Regions from separate parts of the Mus musculus genome. Here region 2 is linked to region 1. Evidence: chromatin loops called from intact Hi-C (ENCODE). Cell type or tissue: heart. All regions are shown on one strand. Each heading gives the region's core, and the rest is flanking DNA. Links, peaks and the distances in the headings are about the cores only.

The links. Hi-C counts contacts between places; a loop is a spot of excess contacts. Peaks named below come from ENCODE experiments on the same cell type or tissue, not always from the same donor. Only the 100,000 strongest peaks of a DNase experiment are listed, where the experiment ranks them.
Region 2: it touches region 1 in a loop (2.3-fold over the local background); 3 of 42 quality-filtered maps call a loop at or near these places.

The regions. Positions count from the first base shown.
Region 1 is chr16:91,798,803-91,809,542 of GRCm38, forward strand. Itsn1 (intersectin 1 (SH3 domain protein 1A)) reads left to right here. Exons shown (of 39, transcript NM_010587.2): 6 at 2,725-2,904; 7 at 4,233-4,329; 8 at 7,291-7,391. Among named protein-coding and RNA genes, the nearest start is that of Itsn1, 75 kb to the left of the region's middle. In heart, for the core only: no CTCF peak of the experiment used is centred there; a DNase peak (open chromatin) is centred at 6,289; H3K4me3 peaks cover 577 bases; H3K27ac peaks cover 1,611 bases.
Region 2 is chr16:91,883,677-91,888,676 of GRCm38, forward strand. Itsn1 (intersectin 1 (SH3 domain protein 1A)) reads left to right here. Exons shown (of 39, transcript NM_010587.2): 29 at 3,724-3,845. Among named protein-coding and RNA genes, the nearest start is that of Gm52262, 18 kb to the right of the region's middle. In heart, for the core only: CTCF peaks have their summits at 688 and 2,396 (motif pointing left); no DNase peak of the experiment used is centred there; H3K4me3 peaks cover 770 bases; H3K27ac peaks cover 961 bases.

The DNA.
Region 1 (10,740 bases), core at 3,548-8,547:
GTCTGAGCACTGTGTGCCTGAAAGACAGGTACTGCACACAGGGGCTGCAGAAGACCTGAGAGATCTGGAACAGTCTGCTTTCCAGAGCCCCCTGCTCCCACTGACTTACCTGCTGTGGGGGTTCTGGGTTTGATCTCTGGTGTCACAGGGGAAAAGAAAAAGGAAGGAAGGAAGGAAGGAAGGAAGGAAGGAAGGAAGGAAGGAAGGAAGAAAGAAAGAAAGAAAGAAAGAAAGAAAGAAAGAAAGAAAGAAAGAAAGAAAGAAAGAAAGAAACCCGACCCCCAGCTTACCCAGATGCTTTCTGGGCACAAGCCCATAGCAAGGTGAAGTAAATGGGAGGCGAGACAGAGGTGAGCATCAAGGCCCTGAGGGGAGGAGGAGACGGGAGAGAGGGGGTGGTGGGTGGGTGGGGGCACAGAAAGCAGGGCCCAAGTACAAACAAGCAACAGAGCGTCATCCCACACCAAGTTATTATAGAAAACCACTGTACAGCCAAGGCTACTCCACCCCAGTGGACAGTGATGCCACCATTTCAATCAAGCCACAGGGTGCTGTGGACCTGATCCAGGGCTTCAGAGACCAACTTAAACCCAAGACTTAAATAACCCAGAAGCTTCAATTGGCCAGAAGCAGGGAGGCAGGATTCAGCAAAGAATGAACATCAAACTTTTATTCTAAAAACAAAGACAAAACTAGAAGCAACGCCAGAGATATTATTCTGAAGAGAAATAAAACCTTTTTTAAAATAGAAGAAATGAAACAGTAGATATAAAAAGGCTAGAGAAAGTGACAGATAAAGAGTTGGACTGGAATTCATGAAGAATCTCCCTCCAGGGAGCAGAGCAACTGTACAGCAAATTCAGGACCATTATCTTGAAGTGGAAGGTTTGAAAGAGTGTGCCCAAGAGTACCGACCTGAAAAGACTACCCTAAAGTATATTCCACTTTAAACGTATCGGAGCACATGGAAGAAGAAATGATGTAGTTCTGAAGAAAATAGAGCAGCTTCAGATGTTGACCACAGTGTTTTGTTGCAAAAGAAAATTGAGTGACCTGTTTAATAGTCTTAGGGAAAGACTGAGGCAAGGATTTTAATATCCTGAAAAACTAATTTTCAAATGGAGCACAGACAAACTTTACCAATTTGTAGGGTCTCAAGGGGTACCTGTTATTTCTACTGTCTATTTATCTGTCCACCTGTCCATGTGTTCTGTCTATTCATCTTTCTATCCATCTTTTTTCCCTGTCCACTGAAAAGGTCTAGAAATAATGGTTGATCCCAGCAACAGTGGCATTCCAGATTGTGGACTAGAAATAGCATTTCCTGCTATAGGAAACCAGAATTTCTTGGAAAAAAATCTGATTCTAGGCCTGAAATATGAGCCATTCATGATGAACTTAGAAGGTGTGTCCTTTGATAGTGGTCAGCTCAGAACTGTGAAGGAACAGTAGAACAGTAATGGACAGACCGCCCTGGAGAAGCTGTGCTGCCCAGAGAAGGCAGTCACCAATGATGTGCACTTGGCCAGTTAGGGTATTCTCACAGCAGTGGGCTGGGCTTGATCCTCCTGCCTCTAACCGTGCGCTAGGATTACAGGCATGTACCACTACTGTTGGCTATACGTTACAAGAATATTTTGCCTTAGGAAAATCATGCAGCTGTTAAAGTCGAGTTAAATATAAAAAGATAAGAGCATTTGTTTTAGCTCCAACTTCTTTTGTTGGTTGGAACGCATTCATAAAGATTTATTTCTCTCATTAAATATTTGGTTACTCCCCGCTATCATATATTTTGGAGAGGCAGGTAAAATGACTGATTTGTTACTTTCCTTTATATTTAGCACCTTTTTCTTTTCTTTTTTTTTGTGAAATTTATTATGTTTTAAGAACTTGTAAATAAAATAGCATGCAGAAATTAACTAGACCCAAAGTCTATACAGTACATTTGTTGCTTTTGCATTTACCATCATTACTGTTTTGTTTTGTTTTATTTTATTTTATTTTAAACACAATCTTCTGTAGCCCAGGCTGGCCTCAGCCTCTCTCTGTATCGAGGGTGACTTGAATTTCCACGAATCCTCTGGATCAAGGATGGTAGTTCCCTGGAGTTATGGGGTTGTGAGCATGTAACTCCACACGTGGTTGTGTCCTACTGGGTTGCACTCAGGACCTCCTGGGTAGTAGGAAAACACTTTACTGACTGAGCCTCATCTCTGACCCCAATGCTTTTCTTCTCAATCCTCCTCCTGATTAAGTCCTCTCCAAGCTGAGTGTACAGTCTTCTTGCTATTGATCCCTAAGAGAATAGTGTGGGTCACACAGGAAACGTCAATGCTGACAGTGGCCACGTGAGTACCAGAACTCAAGGCCTTGTGATTCTTGACATAAGGTTTTGTATTTTCCAACTGTTTAACGTAAGGGTGTGTGTTTCAGTAATATTTCCTTCCTTCCTTCCTTCCTTCCTTCCTTCCTTCCATTCATTCATTCATTCATTCATTCATTTTGGTGCACTGTTGAGTGTTGAAGCAGATCCGAGTGTATTAGCCAAGCAAGCATGTACATGGGCTGTACTCTGAATCCTCTGACTGTTTTATGTGGGGACATATTGCAGCAGAGACAAGGTTTTCTTCCTCTAGCTGTACCGAGTGTCACCATGCGAGTGTCACCATGCGAGTGTCACCATGCGAGTGACTGGCTGAGTTTGCTGGGGCTTTTCTCTTCCAGGTATAGGAGGGATTGCTAGCATGCCACCACTCACAGCTGTTGCTCCTGTGCCAATGGGCTCCATTCCAGTTGTTGGAATGTCTCCACCCTTAGTATCTTCTGTCCCTCCAGCAGCAGTGCCTCCCCTGGCTAACGGGGCTCCTCCCGTCATACAGCCTCTGCCTGCGTTTGCGCATCCTGGTACGTGCCTACGTTTCTCTGGTTAAATGTGTTTTGCCACTGTCTAGTTACCACAGACAAAGGGATGGTAAATCTCTATTTGAGTTCTCCTTTCCACCCAGCGTATGACATGACGCGTGCTAAGACTGAAAGGAAAGAAAATAAATGTCATTGTGGAACAGACAGAGAAACCCAGTGGTGAGAGCCAAGAGCTGACTCGCCTTCCAAGGGCCCAATAAGAGCAGCAGCGATGGGCAGTATTTGAACATTCCGTATTTTCATTCATCAGTTACTTCTATTCTTTAACTTCCATGAGTTAGTTGCTAATACACCAGCCACAGAATAGAATTCCACAGTGAGGAAAACCGAGCAGTGTTGAACAGGTAGAACTGGGCAGAGTGGGAAAGAGAGGCAACTAAGTGGCCAAATAGATTAAGCTCACACCGTTAACACTTGCTTAATTGAAGGAACGGATGTAGTTATTTTGGATTCTGGTTTAGCTAATTTCATTTTGAAACTTTATTCAAAGTCTTTTCCTATAATTAAAGCATCAACTATAACTATAGATAGCCTTGGCCTAACAAATCATACCGAATATATAGAAGAATGGGATTCTTTCTAAAAAGCTCTTTGGATATCTGAGCAAATTCAGTAGTACCAGCAGCATAGGCTTTACCGTTAGATCTGTGTCACTATTGCTGTACCTGAGCAGCCTGCACTTAGCATGCGTGTGTGTTCCCAGTGAGAGGAGGAGTCTAATACGCCTCATCTGTCTGTCCGTTGCAAGTTCTAAATGTAAGGCTGCACATGATAGCAGCCAACATCGTTCATGTAACTGTCCCAGTGGTGTGAGCAAACCCACACACTTGTTCTCTTTTGTGCTGTGGCAAGGTCGAGGGGAGAGGCTATGGCTAGGGTCTCATCAGGTCAGATGGGAATCACACACAGATCTGCTCCTCCCTAGCATTACAAGGCATCTGGCCAAGACTGGGAAGCCTGTGACTTCTTGGCTGCTACATCTGGAACTAATATTTTAGCTCCTTTGATGGTAAGAAAATGCCATCTTACTTGGAACAGTACCTACAAAATGTGATACTAAATGTTCAGTGAAGAGTAAAATTTTATGGATGTCAGCCTTATGCTCAGTCAGGTGATTCTTAGCAGAGCAAATAAATCTAGGAGTGTTTTATTTTGGCAAGAAGACAGGGTATGGGGTAGTGGCTGTGACTCCGTGCTAGGGGAAGGAGGGGCCACTGCTTCAGAGTTATGACTTCATGTCTAGATGTTTGAACTAAGGGACGTTTCTTAATTTTATAGAATTAAAACTAATCAATGTTTTATTTTTATAGCAGCCACATTGCCAAAGAGTTCTTCCTTCAGCAGATCTGGTCCAGGGTCACAATTAAACACTAAGTTACAGAAGGCACAATCATTCGATGTCGCCAGGTAAGACTGCTTGGTTTTTATTTTTAAATTTATTTATTTTTTTGTATATGAATACACTGCAGCTGTCTTCAGACACACCAGAAGAGGGCATCAGATCCTATTACAGATGGTTCTGAGCCACCATGTGGTTGCTGGGACCTGCAACCACATGGAAGAGCAGGACCTGGAAGAGCAGACAGTGAGTGCTCTTAACTGCTGAGCTATCTCTCCAGCAAGACTGCTTGTTTTTAATGCAGTTACTTAAAGCATTATTTGATTTTCTTTAAATGAATTTTGTCCTTCTTAATTTTCTTAAAGGTTTATTTTATGGTTTTGCTTGCTTGTACCTACATATACACATGTATGTATGTGTACCACATTCCTGACGCCCATGGAGGTCAGTAGAGGGAGCTGGAGCCTCTGGACTTGACGTACCGACACAGTTATGAACCCCTGTGTGACTGCTGGAGATCAAACCCGAGTCCTGCAAGAGCAGCAGTGCTCTAACGCACTGGACCGTCTGTCCAGCCCCAGCCTTTACTTTTACCTTGTTTAATTTTATAGAGTGCTAATAACACCTTTTAAAGTTCTACATAATGTTATTATAACTCATCATTTATTTCTTGAGGATGACAAATGAAGAGCATGCCATTGTCCTAATTTTTTTACAAACAGAATTATGGTAGTACCGGCTGGGTGTACTGCTGAGAGGCAGAAAGAGCATGCCACATGTGAGAGCTGTGCTCAGCAGCAGCACCAGAAAAGAAACACAACTGGACGGACTAGAACAGTCTCTGGGGAGCTAGGAAAGCCAATTAATGATCTTGTATTAATCATTTAAAAGCTTATGAATTTTTTATATGAGATTTGAGCCAAAGTTGGTCTTGCTTTTAATACTGTCATAATCTCACAGTCTGTCTGCCTTAGTGGTAAAATAGTAGTAACCAGATTGTGGTGAACTGCGCCATTCAGATGACTGTCCCCGGTCACATATGTGGCTCACGTTGGAGAGTCTCTACAGTCTCATTTCTTATATGTGACCAACCATAGTTTCATGTTGTCTGTCATATGTTTCTTTTACTCCTTGCTGTTTTCTACAGCTGAGATTTAAGCTCATATTCATGTTAAAATTCCTCCCTATCTCAAACTGGAGTTTCATGTGTTTTTGACTTTTCTCACATGATTTTGAATTCTGCCTTAAAATTGCTTTATAATGCTAGGATGACTAACAGATGGTCAGCAAATATTAAAGTCTTTAGATGGTTGAGTTTTCTACATGTGTAGTGATCTTTTCAATACTGTGAAGTTGTGACGATTTCATAATGGAGCTCCCTAGCTTTCAGGTAAGGTGCTCTTGAGTTTTCAGTCTGCTTCTGCTCGGAGGAATGAGGTAGACAGCTGTTGCTTGATAACACTCTGGAAGAGCGAAGAGTGTCTCTGTGCAACACCCTTTATCTTTGCTGTGCAGGGGCAGATAGTTAGCTTTTAGTCAACAGGCAGGGTTTGGCATTAGCCAAGCATCAGTGAGACAGAATGAGAGAAGTGTTGCAGAAGTACTTACAGCAGCGTCCAGCGTGGTAAGTGTTCTCGTTATGAACTTACGGGAAGTCAGGAAGGTGGAATCTGTTGACTCTCAGGGACTTTACATTGTGAGTGTAACCACATGGACACCACAGGTGTTAATGAATGACAGCGAAAACTTCATTCTGTGCCTAAATCTTGATTTGGTGTGTGACATGATTCTTTGTAAGCATGGAAGGAGAAGACATGTGGAGCCTTACTTATCTGCCTTCCACATGGAATGCCACTTTCCTGTCTTCGTTGTGTTGATGGAGCTACTTGACCAGCCGTGAGACTCTCACAGACTGTCCATGTCAGTGTGATACTTGTGTGGTCTCACTGTTAGCAGGGTTACCTCGGGTCAGTGTTGGAGCTCATTGGCAAGAAGACATCAGTGTTGGATTACAGTCAGGAAAGTGGAGCCCCATGCCGGCTCCACTGCTCTGCCAGGAATTTAAACCTCCCAGCAGGAAATATCCGACTTTATTAAGAAGTGGCTCCCAGGGACAGTAAGGCAGCTCAGAGGGCAAGAGTGTCTGCCTCTAAGTCTGAGGACCTGGGTTCCATTCCCAGAACCCATGGGGCAAACAGAGAGAACCAACTCCTGCTGATTGTCTTCTGGCCTCTACACATGGGTCCATGGGTCATGTCATGTGTGCACTCTCTCTCTCTCTCTCTCTCTCTTCTCTCTCTCTCTCTCTCACACACACACACCCCTCAAGTAGATAAATAAATGGAAAAACAAAAAAGAAATGAGTATATTTTGATAACTTGTTGTAGAGAAAGGTAAATATTTTGAAGTGTACTTTTAAAAAGTCAGTTGTTAGCATTGCTTTTTAACTAAAGGAGAAATTCCTGAATGCTTAGCAAAAACCTGGGCAGTATATAATGCCTCAGCTCTGGGAATATTTTCCATGTGTTACTGGAACCTTTGAATTATTAAATAATATGTAGAATATGAGACGGTCACCTGATTTGTTGTTTTTCTTTATAAAAAAAAGTTTAGCTAGTGTTTTAAAGATTTCCTGTGTGTGTGTCTGTGTCTGTGTCTGTGTCCTGTGAATGCAGATGCTCTCAGAACACCAGGAGAAGGTGTTGGAGCCCATGAGCTGGGTCACAAGGAATTGTGGGCTGTGTGACTTGGGTGCTGGCAGCTGGACCTCTGTCCTGGAAGCAAGCACTCTTAACTGCTGAGCTGTCTCTCCAGCCCCTAATTTACTTCTTGAAAGATGTCTATACTGATGTGTAGAGGCACAATGACTGGCTTAGTGGCAGGACTTTCCCTCGACGGGGCCCTGGGTTTGACCCCAACCCCACCAGGAGAGAAAAGTCAACACCGCCAACCTTAGACAGACATGTTTGAACCCCAGCAATCTGTGCTCACAGTGCACCAACCACCCTCTCCTTCTTCTTTCCCCACAGCGCCCCTCCAGCAGCAGAATGGGCTGTGCCTCAGTCATCAAGGCTGAAATACAGGCAGTTATTCAACAGCCACGACAAAACTATGAGTGGACACTTAACAGGTATTTACAAGCAAAAATATAGTCATTGCTTTAAGTAGAGCTCGTTTCTAGATACCGAGTCAAGAAAGAGTATTTTCCTGATGCCTTGTCTACTTCCTTACTTCTAGGTAGGGTTCATTGTTTCAGCTCTGCTGTGTTTTCAAGTACTGGTAACTCTATCCACATTACCTTATCCCCCACTACTTCTGTCTTCACCCTGTCTCCTGTTGGTAAACTAGAAAACAGGCCTGAACCCTCTTGCACCGGTCAGTGGGACAGCGGTAGAGAAGGAGCTGTGCCCAGGGCGTCCCGAGTCTCTCCAATGTGCCTCTGCTGAAGAGGCTGTTCCCTCGGTCAGACATGGAGGCTGGATGCAGGGTACCGGGTGTGGAAGGAGTGACTCTGCTGTCCTCATTGCCTGCTGCTCATCTCTTTGGATATCATTTTTTTGTCTATGAAAGGAAAGGCTAAGAATTAATTTCCAGGATCTCAGTGGGTTTTCTAAAGCATATTGATACTGTTATCCTAATAATATCTAAATAATATTAGATTGTTTTAGAATTAGATAAAAATTTCTTTGGATAAATAATATCCTAATAATATCTAAAGCATATTATTCTTATCTGTGAAAAGAGTAGAGAAGCTTTTCAGATAACTTCCCAAATATCTATTGTGAGTACTTAAAACTACCTAATTGAATGCTATAAAAAGCGTAATCTTTAATGAAGGTGATTAGAGACCTCTCGTGAGCCATCCCGTCCTGGCAAGTGGAAGGGAAGGAGGGTGAGCTGTCTGGACCAGCCAGTATGCAGAGAACATGCAGCAGCCTCTAAGGTTTGAGACCTGTCTACTCCGCTAGCATTTTATTAAGACATGATCAGGGTCGACTCTGGCATGATACCAGTCAGAAAGGTGCCGTTTAGGTTTGTGTGAGTGAGAAATCACTGTCTGTACACAGCTAAGCTTTACCCAGTGGCAGAGGGACAAATGGCAGCTGGTGACAGAAGATACCTAGTGGCAGATCATGGGCAAACTGCTTGTGTAGCCTGTGTGGGTTGATCTGTTACACAGAACGTTTTAATTGTGGTTCTTTAAACATTGCTTTGTATTGCTTATTTATGATCATAATTTTTACTTCCAGATGAGAAAAAAATGACTTTTTAAAAAATGACTTTTTAAAAAATGACTGGAGGAGGCCTTCAGGCTGCTGTGCTCTTGAACCCTGTCTCCATGATAGATGCACACGTTCATCTAACACTAATCAGCTCTCTGCGCGCCACACTTTTCCAGAAGTAGCAGTGCTTCGTGATTTTAGGCATAAATACACACACACACACACACACACACACACACACACACACACACAGACACACACACATACACACACATACATACATACACACACACACACATACACACACACAGACACACACACACAGACACACACAGACACACACACACATACACACACACACAGACACACACACATACATACACACACACACACACACACACACACACACACACACGTGCGCGCCTTTGCAGGCACTGAAAAAGTCTTAGTTAATGTCGTTCTGAGAGGGCATGTTTGACACTGTGCTCCATACACACTCAATATTTCTTAAGAACATTATTGGTATTAGTTGGTATTAGTGTTTTATTGTGAACTAGTTTAATATTCTTTCATGTTGGGATATATTTTTTTAAGTTGTTTCTCTTTTAAAGCTTTTTTTTAGATTTATTTATTTATTATATATAAGTACACTGTAACTGTCTTCAGACACACCAGAAGAAGGCATCAATTTCATTACAGATGGTTTTGAGCCACCATGTGGTTGCTGGGATTTGAACTCATGACCTTTGGAAGAGCAGTCAGTGCTCTTAACCAGTGCACCATATCTCTAACCCCAGGATGTATTTTTTATGAGTGATAGAGGTATTACCTATATTCCGAAGATATGGCCTATACACTTGAATGTAAATCCTTTTAAAAACTATAGCAAAGCATAAGATTTGAAGTATTCCAACTAGTTCCAGCAAGTATGTAAGGTGTAAATTTTATCTACAAGCCAGATACTGGCAGTCATTGGTATGCTTGGACATAAGAACAGACACTTACAGCTTCTTAATCTGGTTCAGCAGCTTCAACCACTACAGGTGTAGTGGTCTTATGTCCTGAACAGCAGGCCAGTGACTTAGAGGAGTAACCAGGCTGTGCTTGTCTGTCATCCGCGCCTGTGCTCACAGGTGTTGTTGCCATTTTTAGTATATTAGACACAATGATGAGCCTGAAAACATAGACATAGAAAAGGATTATTTGAACTGAGTGGTAATAATGATTTAGGAATTTTTTATGTGTTTATGTAACATACATATGAATACACACATAAACATATGTAACAACAATTAGGGAAGAAAAGGAAGGGACAAATGATATTCTAATGATATTATAACTCAAGATATCTAAAAATACATTATACCAGGATGAAAAACAACAAATAAGTCAGAGAGAGCAAATGCTATAAAGCTCTTTCAAGGACTGTGCACATTCCTGCATCCTAACTGACCCATGGCACAGCGGGCAGCAAATGCACATGGCTGCTGCGTGTGCCAACATCTGTTCTGAATGGGTCCCCCTCAATGTCCTGCTCTGTTTTCACAGACAGACGTCTTGGTGTCTTCAAATTCTGGCTCCTTAGAGTGTGTTAGGATGCCAGCTGGCCCATCTGTAGAGTGACCCTCTCTTCCTCTGAGTATGTCCCGGTGACTTAGCTGACACAGCTGGCTAGACATACACTCCTTTCCTTTCACATAATCTGATGTATATGTTATCCCGTGCTTTCAAAAAAACAAGGCCTGCAGTTCTTTGTGTAGGGTTGAGGCCTTGAGAGCTCTCCTCCATCCACGTGAGCACATCTACTGGTGTCATTGTTGTTCAGACTAGGTTTAGGCAGCCATGTTGACGAGCCTGAAACACATATACAAACAATATTAAAGAAACTGAGCAGGTTATAGTTATTTAGGAATTTGTTACATATATATGTAATATAAACATATATACACACATGTAACAGGGAGGAAAAGAAAGGGACAAATGATGTAACAATATTGAAATATCAAGAAGAGTACTTAAGAGTAAGTTATACCATGAGTAAGTTATACCATGATGAAGAGCGGCACACAATCGACAGAGAGCACGTGTGTGCGTGTGCTGCTACAGAGAAGGTCTGTGAGCCTTTTAATGCTTTCTCTTCCTCTTAGAGATGTGTTTCAGTGCTGTGTGGTTATACACCAGTTAAGTGTGAGAGCCAGTGCTAAGTCTCTCTCCGTTGGACACAAAGCATCGGACTCCATATAATTGCATCTTTTC
Region 2 (5,000 bases), core at 1-5,000, 81 kb after region 1:
GGGTGCTGTGTACATCCAAAGGCTGCTCTGTCTAGGGCAAGGTGTACCGCAGCCCTCAAGTGCATCCAGAGCTGGCCCTGAGCCATGTTCCTGCACCTCCTGCTGTTCTCCAGAACTTGTACCCAGAGGAGCCTCCAGAATCCCAAAGAGGCAGGCATCTCTCCCAACAGGACCTCATTCCAGTTTCTCAGTCATCCTTGTGTCTTCTGGTCATGACTCCCTTGTTGTAGAAAGCAGTTGGCATTTCTCAGCAGGGACTCTTGGCAGGTGGTGAGGGCTCTCTGTCCTGTGTATTTTAGTCCATTACTCCTGGGCCAACCTGACAATTCCAGCCTTTGCTTTCTTGTTAGAACAGGAATACACTCAGCCTTGCGGGTGGGATGCAGTAACTTCCCGATGTACTATGAGGATGACATTAACTTGGAGAGGGGCAGTGTCACCTTCAGCCTGGGCAAACAGTACAACCATCAGCCTTGTAGGGGCAATATGACCTTTAGCCTGTGGGGGGACAATACCACCGTGACCCGTGTATGTGTGTGTGTGTGTGTGTGTGTGTGTATACAAATACCACCTTCAGCCTGGGGGGGAACGACAGAGTACTATCTTCAGCCTTGGGGTGGGAACAGTAGAACCTTTAGCCCACATGTGGGGTGCAGCACCACCTCCAGCTTGGGGTGCAGTACCACCTTCAACCTGCAGGGTGCGCAACACCACCTTCAGCCTGAAGGGCCAGCACTACCTGGGGAGCGGAGAGAAATAGCAGTGTCAGCTTCAGCTTCAGCCTAGGAGGCAGCAGTGTGTTCAGCAGGGGAACCTTTCACTAGAGGAGACACCACTTCCAGTGTCAAACCTTTGCATCTCCAAGGTCTGAGATGGACCCTGGAAGGCCGGCACCTGCCTTCATCCTGCAGTGCAGCACGACTCAGCACAGCCATGGCGAAGATCACAAAATCACCAAAGGAAGAAATGAGGCAGCACACAGGCATTTGTTTGTTTGTTTGTTTTTTTGAGACAGGGTTTCTCTGTGTAGCCCTGGCTGCCCTGGAACTCACTCTGTAGACCAGGCTGGCCTCGAACTCAGAAATCTGCCTGCCTCTGCCTCCCGAGTGCTGGGATTAAAGGTGTGCGCCACCACTCTCAGCTTGCAAACAGGCTTCTGAAGCCAAAAAATTGTATGCAAAATGTGTGTGGGTATTTCGTATAGTGCATAGGGCTTTTTATAGCTGGGTACAAGAGCCCACAGGGCCCAACAGCTGCCCCAAGGGGACCGTGATGTAACGGGACATTTGTGAGACTTGCTGGCCCACTGTTGATGTTGGTGCTGAGCACTGTGCAAGAGTTCTCCTATCCCTGCGGGCAGGAGAACACTGGAAGCACGGGGACTGTGTCCACGAGGGACCCAGCCACAAATGCTGGGGCCACATTTAGCTATTGAACAAGAAATGGCCCGAGTCCCGGGTTCTTGGATTCACCCTTAGGACAATGGATTAAAATAGGGCAGGGACTGAATATGCCTTCCACAGCTCAAGCGTTTCCTAGGTGACTTTCTCAAAAAGAAAGGTTAAAGGATAAAGAAGTGGAGTGAGTGGGAGGAGTCTCGGCATCCCAGAACCCTGCGCTCACCCGGCTGCTGGGGGACTTTTGGATCTGGCTTCCTTCTGGGGGGCATTGCTAAGACAGATGTTTGAGAAGGCGCCATAGCAGGCTGAGCCATCTGTGTGACTGAGCCCAAGTTTAGAGACAAGTGCAGGCTATGGAGTCTAACTCACCTTGCAGCTTTGAGGTCAGGCTCAGTGGTGGATGGGAAGGCGTGGAGAGCGTTTCTATAACGATAGCTTAATTCCCGCCGGTTTCCTGGCACCGTCTTGGCTACCCTGGGCTGTTCCATCCCAATGAGAAACAAACCGAATGGTGCAGAAAGGGGAGGGAGCAAAACCTACCACTGTAACTCTAGGAAGTCTGGAAGCTGAGACCAGTTCACCAAGATCTGATACCACGATTCCCTTGACGGATAATTCTCGTTAGGTAGCTGTATGTAAGACTCTCTCAGTCCTCAACCCAGACAAGCCCCGTGTGCGAGGGAGGAATCCCTGAGGAGCCCTTGGTAGGCCCCAGGAGCTTTCTCACTGAGGATTCACTGGAGGGCGTGGAGGGTGTGTTAAATCGCAGTGCCCTGGGCCCCTCCCTCTCCCAGAGAAAGGCTACTTGGCGAAGTTCTGGTCATTTGTTTACAGACCCAGAGCATTTGCAGGTGCTGCAAGGGCGAATGTGGTCGGGGGTGGGGGGTGGGGGAGGGAGGGGATGAGTGGGAGGGGGGAGGGCGGGAGGAAGAAGTCACAGTGTTCTATTGCGCCCCCTTGTGACAAGTGGCAGGAAGGCACACCCCCACCTCTCAGCATATGTATTTTACAAATTCAAGTTCTGTAATTAAATAAAGATCATCTAATAAAAAAAAAAAAGTATATGTGGGGGACCACTTTTTTATTATTTAAAATTTGTTTAAATATTTATTTATTTATTATATGTAAGTACACTGTGGCTGTCTTCAGACACTCCAGAAGATAGCATCAGATTTTGTTATAGATGGTTGTGAACCACCATGTGGTTGCTGGGATTTTAACTCAGGACCTTTGGAAGAGCAGTCAGCACTCTTAACCGCTGAGCCATCTCACCAGCCCCCGGGGGGACCACTTTTATGTAAAAAAAAAAAAAGGGGGGGGGACCAGCCCTACTCATGGACTGTTACTGAAAATCTGAGCATCTGCGGCAGGGTGTCTGCACTGATAAGTCACAAAGGTCCTGTGTGAACAGAACTCCAAATAAGAAGCTAAGTGAACAGAGAGCTAGCCTAGCTCAGGGCAGCTAAGGGCCTTCCCTTCCAGCAGCCTCGGCCTCTACAAAGGCCTCGTGGGAGCTGCCTGCGGCTGGCAGGGCTTTCCAATTTGCTTGAGGCCTACTGCTCAGCTTCCACGAGTACCCCACAGCGTCCTCGCCTGAAGAGTCTTCCCGGTCATGTCTGCACGCATCTGCCTGGTCTTCATATCCACCAAGAGCCTTGGCACAGTTACTGTAGACTCTAAAAGCTGGTCTCCGGATAACCACATACCTGAAAGAAGCCTGCTGTGGACATAGGGTCTAGAGACCATGCACGGCCTCTGGACTCTCTTGGACTCTCCGTTCCTTACCACTGTGGACAGGAGGACCAGGGGCGAGCTGGCCTCTCTGAGCCCTGGTTTCCTTGTCTGTATCATGAAGATGATTCTGGAAATTTTGAGAACCACTCAAGGCAGCGGTCAGCTCCCGAAACAGTGGCTGGCGTGGGAGCTCTGGTGGGTGTTAGCGGGTCATTTAACCCTTTCCGTGCTTCTGATGGAGCATGTGTTTGCTACTTGGATTTATGACCACAAACTTTATGGTGTAACACAAGGGGGATTTATCCCCTTACAGTTCCAGAGTAGAAAGTCCGAAGTCGGGGTGCGAGCAGAATGGTCCCCCTTCTGGGTGCTCTGTGCTGCTTTTCTGCTTCTGGAATTGACAGTGATGTGTGGGGTCTCTACGCCGGGCTGTGCCACTCCTGTTTCTACAACTCAACCCACAACCCCAAGCTGATGAGACCATGGTGCCACCTCCATAGTCACAAGGACCTTCGGGAGTCTTCGCTGTGGAGCTGTGGGCTTCCCCAGCCTCGGACTAAAAGTTCTCCTAAATGGTTGTGTCTTGCAGGGTGCTCAGACCTGCATCTCTTAGATATGCTGACCCCGACTGAGAGGAAGCGGCAAGGCTACATCCATGAACTCATTGTCACGGAGGAGAACTACGTGAACGACTTGCAGCTGGTCACAGAGGTACCAGCAGCCCTGGGAGGCTGGGGTTGGGCCTGCGGGGATGGCAAGAGGTGGAGGCCCTGCTGAGGGCGCCATGCCCTGTCTCTGAGCCTTGGGCAGACTCTGGTGTATGGGGAATAACACAGGGGGTTTTACCCTGAGAGGACATGCTCACGTTTTTTTCCCACACAGCCACCATGTGAGACAGAGAGGCAGTTCTTACCGGAGCCGAGGCCAAGAGCTCACACGTCCCAAGCTAATGACTAACAGAGAGATGCCTTTGGGTTATGATTTGGGACTCTTGAGTTTTAGCTCGGCCACCAACTGATTGGTGTCATCTAGCTAGTCACATGACACCCCAGACCTTAGTGTTGGCTCCTGAGGACAACAGCTAGCTGCACACAAGTCTCTTGAGTTACTTCTTGTGTCCCATAAGCTCTTGAAAAATCCACCGTTAGGGCTGGACATGAAGACATGTTCCCCGGGGCTCTGTCAGGTTGCTGGCCTGGGATGGGCTGCCCTTGTGGGGAGCCAGTAAAGGTCTTGACACTCTGTCTGAAAGGATGAAACGGAGTTTGTGATCCTCGCTAAAGAGAAGTAACCTTTGAACCCACACGCAGTGAGAGTGACCATGTCAGGAGGTAGGTTTACAGAGCAAGACCTGAGAGAGTCACCTTCAACATGAAAAGTCCCTGTCACGGTTTGTAAACTGGTACCCTCACGAATGCCATGAAACTGTAATGTCGCCTACACACCCAGGAGGGAGAGTGATTGCCTCTTTGGTGTTATGGGAGTTTCAGGCTAAAAATGCTAGTCCACAAGGGTTTCCCCAATTATGTTGTCTCAAGACGTCTGCCTGCTATTACATGTATGGTCAATGTGTGAGGTATGAGTGTCACCTACTTCCATGTGGCAGCCGGGGCAGACATTACCCAGTTCACCATCAGATTGGCAACTTGTGCAGAACAAGGCTCCCAAGGATCAGCCACAAACAGGCCACGTTCCTGTGCCCAAAGAATTTCAGAGGAGCCTCTGCCCCAGGTGCCAAGGACTGCCTTGTGGGCAAGGGGCCAGCCCCATGGAGTCCCACTGAGGTCTGTGATCAGCTTTGAGCTATATGCTCACCCACCCAGAGCTTGGGAAAAGGGTGTTTATTTAACAGAGCCCAGGAAGAGG